2 separate regions of the Mus musculus genome follow, and region 2 is linked to region 1. The links are chromatin loops, found by intact Hi-C in ENCODE. Cell type or tissue: left cerebral cortex. All regions are shown on one strand. Links, peaks and the distances in the headings refer to the core of each region. The heading gives the core; the rest is flanking DNA.

Evidence for each region. Hi-C counts contacts between places; a loop is a spot of excess contacts. Peaks named below come from ENCODE experiments on the same cell type or tissue, not always from the same donor. Only the 100,000 strongest peaks of a DNase experiment are listed, where the experiment ranks them.
Region 2: it touches region 1 in a loop (4-fold over the local background); 5 of 42 quality-filtered maps call a loop at or near these places.

The regions. Positions count from the first base shown.
Region 1 is chr14:12,812,658-12,823,494 of GRCm38, reverse strand. It overlaps Cadps (Ca2+-dependent secretion activator), which reads left to right and starts at 416. Exons shown (of 31, transcript NM_001042617.1): 1 at 416-1,191. The coding sequence starts at 757. In left cerebral cortex, for the core only: CTCF peaks have their summits at 1,691 and 1,956 (motif pointing left); DNase peaks (open chromatin) are centred at 1,944 and 4,855; H3K4me3 peaks cover 1,481 bases; H3K27ac peaks cover 1,126 bases.
Region 2 is chr14:12,617,655-12,628,491 of GRCm38, reverse strand. All of the region lies in intron 3 of Cadps (Ca2+-dependent secretion activator), which reads left to right. It also overlaps the pseudogene Gm17805. Among named protein-coding and RNA genes, the nearest start is that of Cadps, 200 kb to the left of the region's middle. In left cerebral cortex, for the core only: CTCF peaks have their summits at 3,985 (motif pointing left) and 4,185; DNase peaks (open chromatin) are centred at 3,115, 3,780 and 4,126.

The DNA.
Region 1 (10,837 bases), core at 1,581-9,580:
ACCACACCCCAGTTGAGAAGTCTGAAGGTAACATCTCACTGAATTCCTCTTTCTGTGACCTTTGGACGCCTGCAGAAAGCCTGGTTTTTGCTGGTCAGAAGCTACCATTGGCTTCTTTATTTTCCCTCCCCACCCCTGGAGGGAAAAAAAAAAACTTTTTGTCCCCGGGAGGGGAAAAGAGGACGAGGTAAAGAGAAGTGGTCTAAATAGGACAGGGGGCAAGGAAGACTGGGGGGCATGAGGGTCAAAAGTAGTGAAGCTCTTTTGGGGCGCACCGCACTTCCCCCCTCTAGGCCTTTGCAGTCGCCCTCTCCGCCGCGGACACTGGAGAGTTAAGCCAATAAACACGTAAGCGCCGCTCGCTCCCCAATCGGCAAGATGCCTCTCCTGCTCTTGGCTGCATCGACAGCTTGCAACACTCGGCATCTTTTCTGGAGGCGCCTTCTTCAGCGGCTGCAGATGGCATCCGGCTGCGGGCTCCGGGCTCGCAATTGATTCTCGCCCTTGCCCACCTCGGGTGCACACACGCACCTCTCCCTTCTCCTCCTCCCCTCGCGCTCCTGGGTCTGCGCTCAGCTCGCGCTCGCCGGGCGGAGGAAGCAGTCGCGGCGGCCGAAGCTGAGCAGCAGCGCTCGCTCTCCCTGACCTAGGAAGAAGCGCCTACCCGGACAGCCGACCCTTGGCTGCCTCCAGCGCCCCCCACCTTTTGCACCCCAAGGCGGGGGCTCCGGGGACCCCCCTCTCCCAGGCGCTACCATGCTGGACCCTTCGTCCAGCGAAGAGGAGTCAGATGAGATCCTGGAAGAGGAGAGGGGCAAGGATGTGCTGGGCTCGGCCGCGTCTGGAGCGCGCCTGTCTCCCAGCCGCACCAGCGAGGGCTCGGCAGGCAGCGCCGGGATGGGGGGCAGTGGCGCCGGGGCCGGGGTGGGCGCCGGCGGCGGTGGGGGTAGCGGCGCGAGCAGCGGCGGCGGGGCCGGGGGGCTGCAGCCCAGCAGCCGCGCCGGCGGCGGCCGGCCTTCCAGCCCTAGCCCGTCGGTGGTGAGCGAGAAGGAGAAGGAAGAGTTGGAGAGGCTGCAGAAGGAGGAGGAAGAGAGGAAGAAGAGGCTGCAGCTGTACGTGTTCGTGATGCGCTGCATCGCCTACCCCTTCAACGCCAAGCAGCCCACCGACATGGCTCGGCGGCAGCAGAAGGTAGGTGCGCCGCGAGGCCGGGGAGCGGCGCCTTATTGTCGCCCGGCAAGCGGGCGGGGCGAACAATAGGAACCCGCGGCGCAGCTGGCTAGGAGGAGCTGGGGAAGGTGAAGACCGCGCCCTGGGATTAGGGGCCCCGTCTTGCCACCGCCCAGCTTGACTCGGGAGATGTCCCTGGGATGTGACAGGGGCCTACGGCACAGGGCTGCGCGCACGGGCCTCCCTGTGGGGGGAGCCAGGCGGGAAAGTCCCGCTCGCTCTGTGACCTAAGTGGCGCGGGAAGTGACTTGCAGCTGGCAGCTCTCACAGAGGCCTTGTCTCTTTCGGAGCTCCCTGCGCTCCCGAGTGGCGGCGGCTGCGTTGCGCTCTGGCCCGCCCTCCGGGGCGTGCACTAGGCGGGCGCAGGCTCCTGGCAGGTCAGGGCGCGGGTGTGGAGCTCTAGCATCGCTGGACTCTTGGGGCAGCGGGCAGCCGCAGGGGCACGCAGGGGAGAAAAAAAAAAAAGCCAGCCCAGGAAGCGAGTTTTCCAGTGACTTAGCCAAGGGCGCCCCCTCCCAACCTGGTCAGCTGATCGCCACCTAGGGTAACCTAGGGGTCGTCCTGCAGCAGCGTTTTCCTCTTGCCAGTAGTCCCTCCAATCCTTTTCCCCTTCTTCATGGATCCCAGAGCAGGGGCGCGCCTAGTGGGTCCCTGTGCCTGGGGTTAGCACTTCTCTCATACCCTCCTTTGACCATCTTCTCCTCCCAAGGTGACTTCGCCGCCACCTTCTGGCTTCGCTGAGGCTCTCCAAGTCCTCTTGTTACTGGATTGATAAAAGTGCAGCTGCAAACAGCTTCTCAGTTATAGTCATAAAAAGCTTTTTGTGTCTGAGGCAGAGGCAAGGCCATGCTGGCTTTGAGCTACTTTTGATGGGGGGGTGGGGGGTGGGGCATTACTATCTCCAACCCGAGAAAGGACAAAAGGGAGGTGAGGTCACCAGGGGCTGAGGGCCAGTGAGGAGGATCAGCCAGAAAGGGGTCAGGAGCTCAGTGGGAGTGAGTGCACTCGGTTTAGTCTCTGGGAACAAATGAAGCATTTAAGCTTGCATGAGGTCAGTTGAACCCGGGAGTCATGGGAGGTTCTAGCTGTAGCCCATCAAGGTTGTGAGACTATTTCTTAAAATAGTAGTTTAAGAATCGTTGCTGCCATTTAAATCTAAATTTTATGTTGCTCAAGTAAGATGTTGGATCTTTCCATATTTACCTTGCATCCTTATATCGAGGTAGAACAGATTGCTCTGTTTGTTTTGCTTATATGTGTATACACACCACCCAACCCTGTCAGTTTATTTTACCTACTACTGCATGGATGCCAGTTTTATTAAGTCAAAAAGACTCATTTCCTGAGTGAGAGATAAAAGGTGGGCCATACTCACCACCCTCCACCCCCATCCCTGCAATACCCCTTTACTTTTGCTTTCCAACTGTGGTAGGGCAGAAATATTAGAGATTGTCAAATTTTGATAAAAAATTTTAGGTTAATTGTGGCTCTACATAGTCAGCTGATCTAAATTTCAGCTTGGAATTGTATTACTTGTCTTTATACTATGGTAAATTTTACCTTCAAAATCTCATCAAGGATTAAATTAGTCAAAGATGTCCTAGACTTTTGCTATGAAAACTGACTTTAATCAGAATGAAGCAAGGCTTTCCATTAGTCAGTCAAAGGCTTTGTAGCTTTGTCCTTTAAATAGATGAGTAGGTCCAGTGGTGGGAGAAAGAAACAAGAAAATACTGTAAGAATCCAGTTCTGTTAAGTTGAAAGACCACTGTGAGACCATGTCCCTCCGATCTGACTGCATATAGTACCTCACCCCATCCAGAACTCTTATTTGAAGAGAAAGCCTGTTTTTACATGTGACCTTTCAACACCAGAGAGACTCCAGCACAGACTGATAACTGGCTTTCTGTCAATCTATTTTTAGACACTGTAAAAACTATTGCTAAATATACATCCCAGCAAAACAACCCCAGGCCTAGTGGCTACAGTGAGAAGAATATATATATATATATATATATATATATATATATATATATATATATATATATATGAAAATAAAGTTTCCTTGTTGCTCTGACTTTTACTGTTTGATGCATTCTGGAGGAGATAACATTGTTTCTCTTAAAATTCAAACTTTTGAAACTCTGAAAGTAATGGAAAGGTTTGCATACTCATTATGGTAAGATTTAAAGCCAATAAATAAAATTGGTAAGCTAATATCAGTCTGGAGCACTATATGTTCCTTGTGACCTAAGAGTGAGCTTTGGACAGATTGGAAACAAGTGTATTAAAAAAGACAGATGAAAATTGATGTAGAGAAAAGGTTAGAAAGATGCAGAAGGCAAAGAGAGAGAGAGAGAGAGACCTGCCTATGCAAACAAACCATGAGACAGCGAAGGGGTGTACTCCAGAGTACAGTGCACCTTATGAAGCCAGTTTTCTACTTCAGGTATGTACAATGTGCAAAGCACTCCATTTGGACCATTTTATCAAAGTCCTTGCTTTATTATTTGGACAGGTTAACTAAAACAAACAAACAAACAAACAAAACAACAACAACAAAACCCCAGGAACTATAATACACAGTTCCCACATGCAGAAGTAAATTTCCTATGATGTTAATTACTCAGCAGAATTATACAAGTCAGGAATAGCTGAAGTAATACATTGCCAGTAAAGTCTCTAGTTTTTGTCTGAATTCGTTTTCTGTTCTTACATCATATCTGCTTTCGTTTTGGTGGTACCAGGACTCAAACCCAGAGTCTTAGATATGAAAAGCAAGTGGATCCAGTGCTTGACCGGGCATCCTCAGCCCCTAAGATCATTTTGAATTCTTCTAAGAACCCTGACATAATTGCCAAGATCACTCTGAAACTCAAAGAGGTTGTAATAGTTTGCCTGAAGTAAAATGAAGGCAGACAAAAGAGTAGGCATTGAGCCAACGGGTGGTCTGATACTAAGTCCTGAATTCTGAATAGGAGACACTGGCCATAAATAGTCTAGAGTATACAAACAGTAGGCTAGCACACTGATAACATGTCATGCATCCTTCTGTACAAAGTGATAGTTATCCTTTCCTCAAGAAAGAGGCCTATTCCTTTTCACCTGGGCACCCATCAGATAGTCAACATGGACATAAAGAACAGAAAGTAAAAGCCAGGCACAATAGCTGGTGAATCTGCTGGGCACCCTTCTCTTTCTGTTCCCCCCACCCCACTCCCTTTTTTAAACATTGTTCAAACTGAAAGGAAAAATACATTTGTTCAGGAGAACAGTGAGGGGAGGCGGAGGAAGAAGATGATGTTTTTTTGGATAATGCTGATAGTTAACACTATTTTATTGGAAAGAAAAAAATTCTTGGCATACAGCCAATCTCTTCAATGTAAAGAAAAGACTGTAACAGACATTTTACAAAATGTGTTTTACCATTTATAAATATTTTTTGTCTTCTCTACTGAGTCTAAATGAGACATGGTGGTACTGGGTCATTTATGACCCAAACAAAATCTCTCCCAATGAGACTCTTCCAATACCAGTTCAGCAACTCACATGGCAATAGCTCTCTGCTTTTTCTGTTTCCTCCCCAGAATGCTAAAGCAAATACCTAGAGTTGGCATGGCAGAGCTACACCATCTGTTTCTAAGTTACATAGGAATGGTGATGGGTGGCTACCTCATGTGAACCAGCTACTTATAGACGCTGCACAGGGAATGTGAAACTAGGCTGTAAACAATCATGTGTAATATTTAGATTGACAGGAGGACTTTTAGTTAGGTAGCCATTAATCATAATTCCTGGATCATAGATTCTCTCATGTAGATATTTGTGTGCTTCCTAAATGTATGTATGTGTTCTTGTGTGGATGCTCACATAATGGTGGAAAAGAACTGGCCCAAAACTATGTCTACTTCAGCACAACTATTTCATTCAAGAGAACTTTATTCCTGGATGAAATGTAACTTAAATTCAAACTATTCTTTTCTATATGATTCAGCTTGTATCTTTCCATGAAACTATGGCTACCATTGAGGCACTGTTTGCTACAGATTCCACCTTTACCATTTACTTGTTTTCCTTGATTGATCATATTTTAGAAGCTATAGCTTTCATGAAACTCAAGATCAAGTCCCTGTTAACTCTGTATGCTCATCAGTCATATGGGTGCTCCATTCCTAGCGTTAGGCACCTAGGCTGCTCTACTATTCAAAAATCTTAATCTTTGCTCTGCCAATGCATATTATCTGCATTTTAAAATATAAACTATTCTAATGCATCAAGACAATAAGTGACTGCTGCCTGATTTCCTTCCAACAGAATTATGTCTTTCTTTATCAAGAGAATAATCTGCCTTTTGCCCCCTGCTCCCAAGTCTGTCTGCTGTAGTGATAAGGAACAATTTATTATACAGTGTCCTGGCATAAACTACATTCTGAAGATGCAGAATAGAAAAATAATGGGACCATCTTGCCTCATTACACATCTGGAATAGCCTTCTGCTTTCCTGCAGCTGGACTCAAGAATGAAGGAAATTAAATCTTTCATTCCTGAAGAATCATATTCTATAAAGTAATGAAAGTCAAACGACTCAGAGATCTTTTCTCTGAAAAAGCAAATAAGTGCAGAACCATAGGCTATCACATTGACACATGAGAGTAATTGACTTGGGGCCAAGAAGCTATAAAACTGAAGGGGAGTTATGAGGAGAGTTCTCCCTTAGAACTAACTCCAAACAAGCAAACAGATGCTCACTACAGTAAGCACCGAGTCAGGCTGGGTGGCCAAACCAAAAGACACAGGTACCATCCTGTTCTTGAACTGGAAGAATTTATGATTTGGTTTGGAAGATAGCAGTCACAGAAATCAAATAATTGAGAGTAGGAAAGAGATTACTAGAGAAGATGTTGGTTACGAATGCTAAAGAGGAAAGGGGTGGTGTAATCATATGTGCCCAGACTGAATTTATGCCGGGATTGTTCATTACCAACACATAAAATCCTTTAAGCTTGGAGGTGGAATGTTTCCACAGTATAAAATAAGGCACTTTCCAAACAATGCACAATGACTGGAGATGAATCAATTTATCCAACTATACCTATTTTCAGATGATGTTTGAAGAAGACAGACTACACAGGAGATTGTAAGCTTTAACTTGTAACTTGGAGCCAAACTACAAAGTTATTTTGTCTATGAAGCATGTGCCCTGTTTTTAAATTAGTTCTCTGCTCAAGCTTTTTTATGATCAAAAATTTCAATTTCTAACTTTTCATCTGGTTAATTTCATGGAAATATTAGGACAGAGTTTTTGCGTATTTGTAAAAATCAATAAAAAGAAGACTCAACTGCCATTGCTTAAACAATAGAATGCACATCACTTTTAACCTAATTGTATTTGTTCCAAGAAGGAAATGATATATGTCTAAATGGTATAATAGCAGCACTGTGGGCCTTGCCAAATCCTTTTCTTCTTTATGTTCCTTACCAGATCCTGACTGTCTGACCCTAGCCCCTGGGAAGCATTCCTGGGAGAGAATCTGACATTTGGAACACTGTGTTCCCTGTTTCTGGCTACAGTTCTTGTTTTCTTGTTAGAATGAGATTCATCATTTCTGCAGAATTAGAGGCTTGATGGTCAGCACTACCTCATTAAATTTTTATTGGTCAATCCAAGCCTATAATAGAATTACTTTTCTGTTCTTATCAGATAACAAAGGAGGGAGACAGTTGGTGATTAGAGTCTGGTCATTACTATTTGAGTCTTGATGAACAGTAAAGACAGCAGCTAAGAGCTTAGACTTTGATGTTTGGGATTATTTCCTGCTTGTTTCAGCTAGTTATAGACTCTGTGATCTTGTGCAATTTATTTACTCTATCAGAGATTCAGTGTATATATCAGCAAAATAGAGGGCAGCAGTTGTCCTGTCATCTTCGGGTTATTATGAAAAGTAAGAAAAGTAGTGAAAAAGTAGTGAAGCTCTTAGAACAGCCATCTGACAGTTGGTAAGTGTAAAATAAGCATTGGTTCTTGCATTGGCAATGTTTATACATACACACAAACATGTATTCATACATGTGTTCATATACATACATATATACATACATATATGACATTATGTTATTTTTATCTGAAAGGCTGGTGAGAACTAATATATGTGAAGTACTGTCATATTAGTGGAATGTATTTCTAGTTTCTAGCATCAGCAACATAAGCAGATCTAGAAAATCAGGTGGTTGTCAGTACAGCATCTTCTACAGACTAGATGGAGCCAAGCAAGCAATAGATCTCTGTCTTCCTTTTTGCTCAGATGCTTCAATAATTTTATTCAACAAAAGATCAGTTTATCCAGCTTTTAAAAATGTCTTTGAACATGCAATTTTTTCATGACTAACACCACACACACATTAATGGAAAGACTTGCTAAATGCTTAACAGAGGACTCTGATAGAGCCTTGAGCTACCCAGGTGGTTTATGGTGGGACTCTTAAGAGTTTCTTCTTCTTCTTCTTCTTCTTCTTCTTCTTCTTCTTCTTCTTCTTCTTCTTCTTCTTCTTCTTCTTCTTCTTCTTCTTCTTCTTCTTCTTCTTCTTCTTCTTCTTTTCTTCCTCTTCCTCTTCTTCTTCTTGTCATCTTTCTTCTCCCACCTTCTGCTCTCCGTCACAGAACAGGATACTTTGTTTCTTCGAACCTGGATATTTTCACCTTGATACAATAGCTCTTTTACAAATGTTGGTTTAACTTTGTAGGATGAAAGTGTTGCCAGTACTAATGAGAAGTGCATTAGGTTTGTATAAAGTATAGATTCTCATCCTTGTATGACTTATAGTTTTACACACACACACACACACACACACACACACACACACACACACGACTTACAAGAACAGTCATCATACAACAGACCCAATAGTGAAGTACCTCACCTCCACATACTTTTATTTCACTGTTTAAATTTCTGCTCAGCCTTGTGAGCTGGTAGCTATATGACCTAAGTTACTTTTCATGACACTGTGACCAAATAAATATCTTCTATTTGATTGAGGAATGACAGAGAAGGTACACTTCAAGTTTGTGTGCTGTTCAGTGGTACAGGATAGTCATAGTAGAGTCCGTGGTGGCTTGAGTCTTTGGCAGTGGGAGCATGAGACCACTTGCTGGCATCTTGGCCAGTCAAGAGCCAAGACTTGGCCAGAACCAGGCCAGGATTATGACCCATAAGGCTCCCTATAGCCCAACATCATCCTAAAGGATCCAGAGCCCACTGAAATAGCATCATCATTCAGGAAACTACATTTCCAACATATGAACCTGAGAAAGATCCTTCACATTCAAATTCTAACAGGTAGATTCCCCATCCCCTTCTTGTTTTGTGAAATGGAGAAACATCATCAAGAACTGTAAAAGAGAAGCATGTTAAATGCTTAACAAGTTTTTTTGTGTTTTTTTTTTCAATTTTTTATTAGATATTTTCTTTATTTACATTTCAAATGTTATCCCAAAAGTCCCCTATACCCTCCCCCCCCCCCCACCGCCCTGCTCCCTTACCCACCAACTCCCACCTCTTGGCCCTGGCATTCCCCTGTACTGGGGCATATAAAGTTTGCTAGACCAAGGGGCCTCTCTTCCCATTGATGGCCGACTAGGCCATCTTCTGCTACATATGCAGCTAGAGACACGAGCTCTGGGGGTACTGATTAGTTCATATTGCTTAACAAGTTTTTTTTTTTTTTACAGAGGGTCCATATTGGAGAACTTTTCACAGTAGCAGTCATAATAGCATTCATGCATATATGTTCCCCCAAGGTCACCACCCTGTTTCTTACTGTTGTAACCTTTGCTGGAACTGCTGCTTACTATAGATTGTCTCTTCCCTCTTTCTTCTCTGATTCACTCTTATCTCTCTTTTAATTTACTCTAGTGTCAGCTCCTTTAGGAAACCTTCCCAAGCCCTTACACTGGGCCAGTTCGCACACAGCTCTGCGATCTGAGTCCATTCTACCTCCTGTGCACAGTACTTACATCAGTTTTTGTATGCCACTCTCCTTCCCAGGCAAAGCCATTTCACTTTTTCTCAGTCCTTCACCCACCAAACAATAGAACAGAGTAGGTTCTTAGAAAATGTTGAAAGTTCACAGTGACAGTCCGCAGTTAAGGATTCTGGATTGTAGCCTGGGACACACAATTTCTTTACTTTTATGAAAGGGTTAACCAGTTACTAAAGGATTTCAAGATAATTATCAGAGAAACACACTATCAGTTACCTCCACACTTGCTTTGTTTATACTGAGAGCTGACAACTATGTGGGTCCTTTGTGAAGAAAAGTCTTTTAAAACCATATGACAATTATGAATTTCTTACAACAGCTGAATCTAGTTGAACATGAATCATCATTATGTATGTTTAAATGGCCAGACAGGAAGCTTGCAAGCGAGTGTGTCTGGATAGGATATAGATTCTGTGATGGGATGTGTCCAACTTGCCACCTCTGGAAACAGGAAGAGGAAACAACACTATAGGACTGTTTAGAGGTTGCGAAAGTTTTGGGATCTGTAAATTCTGCATGTTTTAGCATATGTGCTGCTAAAGCAAGCACAATTCTGTATGTTTTGCATACGTAAATATACCTCTTTTCTCTACATTTAGAAGACTTCAGCATTATTTTCTCTGTTCTTTTAACATAAGTAAGCTGTCTCTCCCAGATTTGGTTGAATTTGAATAAGTAATAACTATAGGACTCTTGCACATTAGTATAGTAATAAGAATGTTATTGGTATGAAATATCTATAAAGTGATTTAATTATTTCTGGGTATGGCCTTTTCTAATATCTCTCTTGATCAAAGGAAAAAATAGTGTTTTCAGTTTTATCATTTTCTTTTTAACAGCTGTAAGAAAGGTCTGAAAATTTATTTTAATGATAAAGTCCACAGATATATGAATCTGCCAACTGTAATCCTGAAATTGAGAGATGGCTGTATACTGGTTAGCTTTCATTGTCTAGAGTCAAATGGGAAGGGGGGACTTCCGTTGTTCTCTTTGTGCATCTCTGTGTGACATTATCTTGACTGCCAATTGATACAGGAGAGCCCAACCCACTATGGTTCTGACTGTATAGGAAAAGTAGCTGAGCATAAGCTAGGGAGCAAGCCTTAGTAAGATCACTGCTCTGTTGTCTGTTCCAGTTTCCACCTCCGGGTTCCTGCCTTGTCTTCCCTTGGTTGTGAGCTATAAGCTAATGTTAGCCTTTTCCTCCCATGGTTGCTTTTGAGGAGACTGTTTCATCATGGCAACAGAAAGCAAACTAGAACAGGGAGTAAAATGATTGTGTGTGTGTGTGTGTGTGTGTGTGTGTGTGTGTGTTTGTGCGCGCTCGGCGCTCGTGCACATGTGCACCTGCAGTGCTTCTAGTGTGGAATACACATAAGTTTGTGGGTATTTATACCCAGAAGCCTAGATATGCACATTCAGAGGCTGTAGAAGGACATTATTTCTACCTCATGTCCTTGAGATAGTGTCTCTCACTAAAGTGGATGCCCACTGCTTCAACTAGGATGGCTACTGGGAGTTGTGGGGTAGAGATTTATCTGTCTCCACTCCCCACCATGCTGCTGGC
Region 2 (10,837 bases), core at 941-8,940, 190 kb after region 1:
GTCTGTCACATTAAATATTGTTTAAATGGGAATGCGTGCAGAAGGTGTGTGTGTATGTGTGTGTGCATGTGCGTGTGTGTGTGTGTGTGTGTGTGTGTGTGTGTGTGTGTGTGTGTGTGTGTGTGAGAGAGACTGTGGAAGACAAACAAGGATGCTAGTTATCTACCTCAATCATCTTCTGCCTTATTCTCTGTAGAGAGGGTCTCCATTTCAGAAAGCCTGCCTGGCCAACAAGCTGCCAGGATCCACATATCTCTGTCACCCAAGCCTTATGGGTGTCTGTAAGCTAATACTTACCCAGGATTGCAGGCGTGGGCAACCATGCCCAGCTCTTTACATGGGGTTCTAGGTGTTTGATCTCAGATTCTCAAGCTTGGATATCAAGTACTCTTACTCACTGAGCCATTTCCCCAAGACCTCAGGACCCCTAAGCCCTAGGATGAGAATTTTGTACGGGAGAAGCTGACTGGGTGATGCCAAGTCCTGGCTGCTGAGATTCAGTCAGAGAAAGTGACCATTTGCCAAGCTTCACCTTATATTTGCCACATAATTTAACCTCTGATCTTCCAAAGGTAGCTATTATCATCTTTATTTCCATTTTAGAGCTAAAAAAGTTAAAACAAATAAAAGCTAAAACTCAGAGAGGCCAACGTCTTATCCAAGGTCATTCAACCGAAGAAGGACGAGGAGAATATAAATCTGGACAATGGAGCAGGGGTGCCAGCTGACCACATTCTCCAGCCTCACCATCAAGGGAGACAAACAGGCCATGTGCAGAAAGGAATTGGAAGGACATAGTTTTACACTACAGCTATAGCTCAAACCACAGTATGTTCTTGGAGTGCCAGCATCTGCTGGTTCAGAGCTGGGTCACAGCTGTAACTTAACCAGGACACACTGGGCCCAGTAGGCAGAAGGCAAGTAGGAAGCTTGTCTCTGAAGGAGGATGAGAGACATGGAGGAGAGGAGGGTCCAGCCCAGCGAGAGCAGTGGTTTGAAGGGCAGCGCCTCCTTGCCTCTGTCCACTGCTGAACTCAGCAGCCTCATTCTCAGGCAAGAGTCCCTGGGACCCCAGCAGCCATACTATAAAGTAGAAAAGGAGCCAAGTGAGCAGAGTGACACCCAGGCTAGCAGGCACCTGCACACCAGCTGCTTTGTAAGGGTTCTTCGTCCAGCCCTCAAAGCCCAGCATTGAGGATGTGTTCTCAGACCTGGGGTTACACTGTAGGCCATCAAAGAACATCCTTCACTTGTTTCAGCTGGTAGCACTTTCTGGAACACAAGTCATTGAGTAGCAAAACATGACAAACAAGAAATTAACAGACAACTTCCTTAGCGCTTATGGGTGGCTATGGGCAAGATACTTGCTCTGTCTAGGTCACAATTGGCTAACTGTTATTGGCAGGTCAGGGGTTCTCTCCACCCTCCAGGGACACAGCAACCAGTCTATTCCCTACCTAGTAAAGGCACAGGCACACTGACAAGCAGAACCATACCCATCGCTGATCTCTTGAGCTTAACAGTAGATGAGCTTCAAATGATCCCAAGTGTGTAAGAAAGTTCACAGTGTGTAAAGTAATACGCAAGGACATGGTGGCTACATGGGATAAAGGATAAGGTTTATCTGCCAGAAAAGACTGCTTCTAGCATGCAGGCACTGTGTACAAAGACAGTATGCTAAGTGAGGAACAAGTCATGTCTTCTCAGCAAAGCTCCCAGCAAATCATACTGGGAGTAGAACATTAAGCCTGATGAAGCCACCCCAGCCTGTGGTTGTAGTTAGGGATATAGCTTAATTGGTAGAGTACTTGTCAAGCAAGTACAAAGCTCTGGTTCTACTCCTAGCAGCACAGGAACTTCATGCTTGTAGAGGCAGAAAGGTCAGATATTCAAGGTCATCCTTAGCAACATAGTGACTGAGGTTGCACAGGATACATGAGACCTTGTCTCAAAGATAGAAAGAAATCACTAAACCTCTCTCTAGTCTTAACTCATGGTCATTTCCCTTTGTTTCCTGAGGCTGAAGTCGTCTCAATTTATTCTGAGACTGAGAAGCACGGATGTCTTCCCACAATGCACAGCAGTTATTTACATAAGGCATGAAGTCCTCTGCCTTTCCCCACTTACATGTCCTGCACATTTGAATCACATCATCTCTTGCCTGACTGAAGGCTGCCCAAAGAAACTAAAGCCAAGGATGCCGCCCATGGGGAAAATGTTCACAGCTAGTCCTCCCAGGGGCCCCTGAGGCTACAGAGGAAGTTCCCAGCCAAGGTAGCTCCATGACTGACATCTTCATTCCTCTGGAGGTCAATCAGGCCCCCCTCCCTTTTTTGAGACATTGACACATTGGGTCTGAAGAAATAGCCCCAGTGGATCTGAACCTGGTTCCCAGCACCCATGCTGGGCATCTCACAGACTCTTGTAACCCCAGGGTATTTGGTGCCTTTTGCTGCCACAAGCATTTGCACATATATGACTTTGTGGCTTTCTCTCTGTGTCTTGCTTTCTCTGTCCCTTTTTGTCCGTCTCTGTCGGTGTGTTTCTCTGTCTCTCTATCTCTCTGTCTCTCTCATACACACATACACAAACATAAAAATAAATCATTTTTTAGAAGATGTATCTGAGTAGTGAAATTGCTTCCCCCCTCTCCCAACCTTCTATGAAAATCCCACCCATGGGCATGAGAAAAGTGAAGCATCCAGAAGCCTAGGGAAGCAATGTGCTTCTGCAAACTTATTAACACAGTTGGAGCCAGGAAGGCAGTAGGACAGGGTTTCCAAACCTTACGTAACTGTGGCCTCCCTTCTCCCAGTAGAGCTGGGGGACCTGCAAATTAACGTTCCCCGAAACATATCTCTGAGGAAATGCCAATACAGGGTCCTCAGAGAATCCTGGGCATAGAGATTTCCTCAGAATTGAACAGAGAAATTATAACTTTGGCCTAAGGTCCAACAGTTAAGGTGGGGGAAATGAGCTCGCATCCAGTGAGTTCCCACTCTAGAGTAGGGTAGCCTGAGAAACTATTTGCTCAGCTGTGAGAACTACTGTGTGGCAGCATTGTAGCTTGGGACACATGGTATTTACCTTAATCCTCCTACCACACTGGCAAAAACACTTTTTCCCAGTGCTGCAGCTAAGAACTTCAAGACTCAGAAGACTCAGGGGTGCGTTGAATCCCTGTCAATAACAGAACTGCAAAAGCTAATTTTGAACCCAAGCTACCCTTACTTCTCTTGTCCAGTAGAGATTGTTGCTTCTTTCCTTTTAGTGCCTGTGGGCAATAGACAGATGTCCACTTGACAGATGAGAAAACAAAGGCTTGGAGAGGTCTGGAAGCTTTCCATGGTCATACACTAGAGTGGTAGAGATGGATGGGTATAACTTCCATCCGTCAGATCTTGGGTTTGCATGTAAATGGCTGTACATGATGAGTTCACTCTCCACTGATGAGGAGACACTCAGGATCCAGATAGAGACATGGCGGGCTCAGGTAGCTTGCAGCTATGGCTTAGGCACTTCCGTGTGCAGTGACACACACAGTGCTCAAGTCTGCATTGCTTTGGAAGCAGAGCCTAAGGAAGTAGTCGTTTTTGCTAGAGGGCTGAGTTAGAACAGAAGCTTGCTTGACCTCTACGAGTAGGCAGATGATTTCTCTAATTAGGCAAAGAGCTTCCATGCTCATGCACATTTTGAACTCTAATGAGCTGTCGATATGAAAGGTTTGCCCTTGGCTCAGTTCTGAAGCAGATCTTTCCCTTCCTCAGTGGAAAAGACCAGCGCAGTAAACAGAACCCGTTTCCATGGCAGCGAGTGCTCCCTGGCTTTTTCTTGTCAGGACTTAAAAAGGTAATGATTGGATTTCTCTTTATATTTTTGGGTATAATGCAGTGGTTGAGGCTGACCTTCTCAATCATGCCAGGCTATTTTGGGGAGCTTCAGTTACATTGCCCTTTTTATCTGTTCTTTAGATCGTTGTTAGTTGTCTGGGAAGCAGGGTCCACCTGCTGGCCACTGCCACTAATTAAAGTCCAGCAGAGCAAAGGAACTTGACTTCAGAGAAGGCTGAAGAACTTGTCAATGGTGGTCAGGATGGTGCCCACAGATAGATTGAGGCCCCACAGTCACAGCAAGGAGAAATACTGTCCCATCTGAAGCCTTTCTGTCTGATCCTTTGCCGCCCCATGGTGGCTCTTGTCAGAAATGCAGCTGACAAGGACCAGAGACACAAATAACAATAACACAAATGGACTCAATCGCCATTTCCTCAAAGTTTGCTGCCTGCTAAATACTTTCTACCTGTTGTTTATTCACTAAGCAGACTGAGGGGGAGTTACTCTGACTACTAAGATGAGGGGACCAAAAGCATGGAGAGGACACACAACATTCCCAAGGTCACATGATTTCTAATGGCAGAACCATGATAAATATACACTCATTCTTATCAATCTAAGGCTACATCCTACCCAGAAGAAATCTGTCTATCACTATAAGGAAGAAGGGCAAATATTTTTTCAGCTTCCAAGGATGGTTGTATGTGCTGAGGGGACCTGAGGTACAAGATACATGGTGCATGTGCAGAGTTGGGTTCATTGTCAAGAGCAAGCATTTAAGGAGACCAGCAGAGGATGGAAATCCAGCTCAGTGGTAGAGCACGTGCCAGGATTTGATCTCCGGTATCACAGGCAACATGAAACATGAAAGAAGCCAACATATTGCTGGGCATGTATTCTTGTGTAAGCCAAAAGAAATTGGAGTGCCCAGTACTCTATGTCAACCTGTCCTTCTACCTTCCTGAGGCTCAGTTTGTTCATCTGTAGAGTGGGGATTAGTGTACTCCCTCTTAAAGTTGGGGTGTCCCTTTTAAGACGTGCAGAACTTCTGAGGTGGCTTGTCTTCAATGAAACTGTTTTGCAAATAAAAACAAACAAACACCCAAATGCAGTGAGTAGAGCAACTTTCCTGGATTTTGATGATGCTAATCAGATTATTAACTTTGAGTAGTAATCTCCTGAACCCAGATCCTTCTCTGCAGATGCCTCATAGCATCAGCATAGGTCTATTGGCTTCTTTATGAAAGGTTGTGAAACGGGTTGGAGGTCCTGGGACTTGAACAGCCATCAGTAAATAGCAATCCTCTCTCCTTAGCTGTACCTGGTATTGCTACAGTGGCCGGCCAAGGACCAGAGGCCTGCCCTGTCCTGTTCCTTTGTGCGACCTTCTCTAGAAACTTATTTTTGTTATTTTTTATTGGTATATGTGTGTGTGACTGTGTGAGTGTATGTCCTGTGTGGCAAGGGCAAGAAGAGGGTGGCAGATTCCCTGGAGCTGGCGTCATAGGTATCTGTGCAATGCGCATGCTGGGGACCAAACCCAGGTGCCCTAGAAGAACAGCAAGCAAAATTCCAACTCAATTCTTCAATGAATTAGAAGGAGCAATTTGCAAATTCATCTGGAATAACAAAAAAACCTAGGATTGCAAAAAGTCTTCTCAAGGATAAAAGAACCTCTGGTGGAATCACCATGCCTGACCTAAAGCTTTACTACAGAGCAATTGTGATAAAAACTGCATGGTACTGGTATAGAGACAGACAAGTAGACTAATGGAATAGAATTGAAGACCCAGAAATGAACCCACACACCTATGGTCACTTGATCTTCGACAAGGGAGCTAAAAGCATCCAGTGGAAGAAAGACAGCATTTTCAACAATTGGTGCTGGCACAACTGGTTGTTATCGTGTAGAAGAATGCGAATCGATCCATACTTATCTCCTTGTACTAAGGTCAAATCTAAGTGGATCAAGGAGCTTCACATAAAACCAGAGACACTGAAACTTATAGAGGAGAAAGTGGGGAAAAGCCTTGAAAATATGGGCACAGGGGAAAAATTCCTGAACAGAACAGCAATGGCTTGTGCTGTAAGATCGAGAATTGACAAATGGGACCTAATGAAACTCCAAAGTTTCTGCAAGGCAAAAGACACCGTCAATAAGACAAAAAGACCACCAACAGATTGGGAAAGGATCTTTACCTATCCTAAATGAGATAGGGGACTAATATCCAACATATATAAAGAACTCAAGAAGGTGGACTTCAGAAAATCAAATAACCCCATTAAAAAATGGGGCTCAGAACTGAACAAAGAATTCTCACCTGAGGAATACCGAATGGCAGAGAAGCACCTGAAAAAATGTTCAACATCCTTAATCATCAGGGAAATGCAAATCAAAACAACCCTGAGATTCCACCTCACACCAGTCAGAATGGCTAAGATCAAAAATTCAGGTGACAGCAGATGCTGGCGTGGATGTGGAGAAAGAGGAACACTCCTCCATTGTTGGTGGGATTGCAGGCTTGTACAACCACTCTGGAAATCAGTCTGGCGGTTCCTCAGAAAATTGGACATAGTACTACCGGAGGATCCAGCAATACCTCTCCTGGGCATATATCCAGAAGATGCCCCAACTGGTAAGAAGGACACATGCTCCACTATGTTCATAGCAGCCTTATTTATAATAGCCAGAAGCTGGAAAGAACCCAGATGCCCCTCAACAGAGGAATGGATACAGAAAATGTGGTACATCTACACAATGGAGTACTACTCAGCTATTAAAAAGAATGAATTTATGAAATTCCTAGCCAAATGGATGGACCTGGAGGGCATCATCCTGAGTGAGGTAACACATTCACAAAGGAACTCACACAATATGTACTCACTGATAAGTGGATATTAGCCCCAAACCTAGGATACCCAAGATATAAGATACAATTTGCTAAACACATGAAACTCAAGAAGAATGAAGACTGAAGTGTGGACACTATGCCCCTCCTTAGAATTGGGAACAAAACACCCATGGAAGGAGTTACAGAGACAAAGTTTGGAGCTGAGATGAAAGGATGGACCATATAGAGACTGCCATATCCAGGGATCCACCCCATAATCAGCTTCCAAACGCTGACACCATTGCATACACTAGCAAGATTTTATCGAAAGGACCCAGATGTAGCTGTCTCTTGTGAGACTATGCCGGGGCCTAGCAAACACAGAAGTGGATGCTCACAGTCAGCTAATGGATGGATCACAGGGCTCCCAATGGAGGAGCTAGAGAAAGTACCCAAGGAGCTAAAGGGATCTGCAACCGTATAGGTGGAACAACATTATGAACTAACCAGTACCCCGGAGCTCTTGACTCTAGCTGCATATGTATCAAAAGATGGCCTAGTCGGCCATCACTGGAAAGAGAGGCCCATTGGACTCGCAAACTTTATATGCCCCAGTACAGGGGAACGCCAGGGCCAAAAAGGGGGAGTGGGTGGGTAGGGGAGTGGGGGTGGGTGGGTATGGGGGACTTTTGGTATAGCATTGGAAATGTAAATGAGCTAAATACCTAATAAAAATGGAAAAAAAAAGAAGAACAGCAAGCACTTGTAACCACTGAGCGAGCTATCTCTCTCTCTCTCTCTCTCTCTCTCTCTCTCTCCCACCTGCCTTTTATGTATTCTATTGTATTGATGTATTAAAAGTTTCATAAATGAAAGGGCAAATGTGTGAATGAATGAACTGACATATGAATGAAGCTCAGGGCTAACCTTGCCTGCTCATCTTCCTCTCTGTCATTGGGTTCCGTTAGACTGGTTGGAGAACTTCAGAGCCCTGGTACAACTCAGCTTCAGGGCTGATTCCAGTTCTGTAGTGTCATCTCTATGAGCACCTGCTTTCCAGTAGAATTTTCAACTTTCGCTCTAAACAGTTCCTTCTGCTGCTTTACTTCTGCAGCACTGGATATATCCTTTGCACTCGGATTTGGAACAAGACGTTTCTAAGTAGTCTAAGTAGATGTTGCACCTGGATCAGAAATGAAAATGTTCAGAGGAAAATATTAAAAGAAGCTCTTTGGAACTTTGGGGCAGCTGGGGACACTGAATGCCTCATGTGTGCCAATCAGAGGCAGTGATGGGAGGTGGGGGTTACTAATTGTGGTGTGAGTCTGTGTTCATTTAGAACAGGATTTCGAGCTGGTGTCTGTGGGTGTCATAACAAAAATAAAAATTTATGATCCAGGTTAGAAGTTGTTGAATGGCCAATATCTGGCCGGTTTCCTTCCTATACAGTTGTTCCAGAGCGTTTGGCACTGCAACTTCACACTGCCCCAAGGCTCTGGGGGCTTCTCTGGAATATCTAATAAAATTGTTCTACACAGCTACTGTGGGATTGCTGCCTCAGGACACATCCACAGGTCTCAGTCCGTTCTCATGATCAAAGTAGGAATACCTCTCCCAAAGCAGCGGAGAAAACAAAGCAGCACCAAGTGTCTGGTGGGGAGACAACAGTCCATAAAATGTCTGCCATTCGAGTCTGAATATCTAAGCTAAGATCCCAGTGCCCACATAAAAATCCCAGTACAGTCACATGTATGTATATATACGTACATACCTGGATATAGGCACACACACATACATACCACAGCATATAGGTGCACACACACATATGCATGTTCTTAGAAAGAAATTTAATATTTAACTAGTTGGTTAGTTAGTGGATAGTTTATATGTACTAAAAAGAGGAATGACAACCATCCTATTTGAATAGCACTATTTCCTATCAAGATTTTCTGTCACATAACTTACTGAAGAAAGCAGACCCAAGGATAGCCTGAAGCCTATTGTTAGGTTTGCTAAGAAATAAATGGAAACCTCCAACTTCTCAAAAAGGAATTGATTTCTATGGCCTACCACTTATTGTAAATGCAATTTCATTAGAACACATCAGTGCTCATTCATTTAGAAGCCATCTGTGGCTGCTTTCATACAACAGAACTCATGCATCATACAACATCATACAACATCATACAACAGAATTCATGCATCACTAAACCATAAATCACAACTTTATAGTGCTCTATAGAAATGTCTCCCGAGCTGCCCCATAGATTTGTAGAGAGCAACCAGGGTTACGTAACGGAACCCTTCATGGTAAGGATGGGCACACTGAAACCAGAGAAGCTGGAGAATTAGCTGAGCCTTGACTTTTCTGATCTTTATATACTAGTTGTCCTCCTGGAAAGAGAAGATAAGGAAAGATTTTTATTGTAGATCTAAGAGCAACTAATTGGAAATAGCCATCTGGAGAATGGTTGGGAATGTCTGTGTCTTTTTTTTCCCCAAAAGACATAGGCTTGTTTTATTTTAATGACTGATCCATGTAAGGCCACAGCCAGGCCACTATGTACAGACACGAGGGAAGCTTTATTTCTTGGTCTCCTCCTCCTTGGACAGAGTTTTGATGATCTCTTCCTTCTTGGCCTAGAGGCACTCCTCCTGGCACTTCCGTGCTTCCTTGGTCTTAGACCTGCGAGCCTCAGCCTGGTCAGCCAGTTGCTTCTTGTGGGCCTTGTCTGCCTTCAGCTTGTGGGTGTGCTCCATGAGAATCCGCTTGTTTTTAAATGCATTCCCCTTGACCTTCAGGCACAGGCTATGATACATATGGCGGTCAATCTTCTTGGATTCCCGATATCTCCTGAGAAGCCAGCACAGGATCCTCATCCTTCTCATCCAGGTCACTTTCTTGGGCATCCAAGCATTGGCAGTACCATTCGTCTTCCTTATGCCCATATGCCTGCCCTTCCATTGGGTCAAGGTGTTTTTCTGGCAAGGAGCCGGGGAATGGACAGTCACAAGCTTCCTGGTGATCAGCCTATCTTTGATCAGCTTCCTGATCTGCTGATGGGAGCTGGCATTGGCGATTTCATTGGTCCCATCGGGGTCCAACCAGATCTTCTTTGTCCCACAGCAGAGGACACTAGAGGAAATGTCTTCAGCAGCCTGAGCACACTCACGGCTGTACGCAGCCATGGCTGTAGCAGTGAAAGGAAAGAGCCCCTCAGTGCTTACTAAGAAGAGCACTGACTTTTATTATGTTTAGGTATGGGCCTTGAATTCTTCATCTTTCCAAGACTTTTATCATGAACAGGTGTTGGATTTTGTCAAATGCTTTCTCCGCATTTAACGAGGTGATCATGTGGTTTTTGTCTTTGAGTTTGTTTATATAATGGATTACGTTGATGGATTTCCATATATTAAACCATCCCTGCATCCCTGGAATAAAACCTACTTGGTCAGGATAGATGATTGTTTTAATGTGTTCTTGGATTCGGTTAGCGAGAATTTTATTGAGTATTTTTGCATCGATATTCATAAGGGAAATTGGTCTGAAGTTCTCTTTGTTGGATCTTTCTGTGGTTTAGGTATCAGAGTAATTGTGGCGTCATAGAATGAGTTGGGTAGAGTACCTTCTACTTCTATTTTGTGGAATAGTTTGTGAAGAACTGGAATTAGATCTTCTTTGAAGGTCTGATAGAACTCTGCACTAAACCCATCTGGTCCTGGGCTTTTTTTGGTTGGGAGACTATTAATGACTGCTTCTATTTCTTTAGGGGATATGGGACTGTTTAGATTGTTAACTTGATCCTGGCTTAACTTTGGTACCTGGTATCTGTCTAGAAATTTGTCCATTTTGTCCAGGTTTTCCAGTTTTGTTGAGTATAGCCTTTTGTAGAAGGATCTGATGGTGTTTTGGATTTCTTCAGGATCTGTTGATATGTCTCCCTTTTCATTTCTGATTTTGTTAATTAGGATGCTGCCCCTGTGCCCTCTAGTGAGTCTGGCTAAGGGTTTATCTATCTTGTTGATTTTCTCAAAGAACCAGCTCCTCGATTGGTTGATTCTTTGAATAGTTCTTCTTGTTTCCACTTGTTTGATTTCGCCCCTGAGTTTGATTATTTCCTCCTGTCTACTCCTCTTGGATGAATTTGCTTCCTTTTTTTCTAGAGCTTTTAG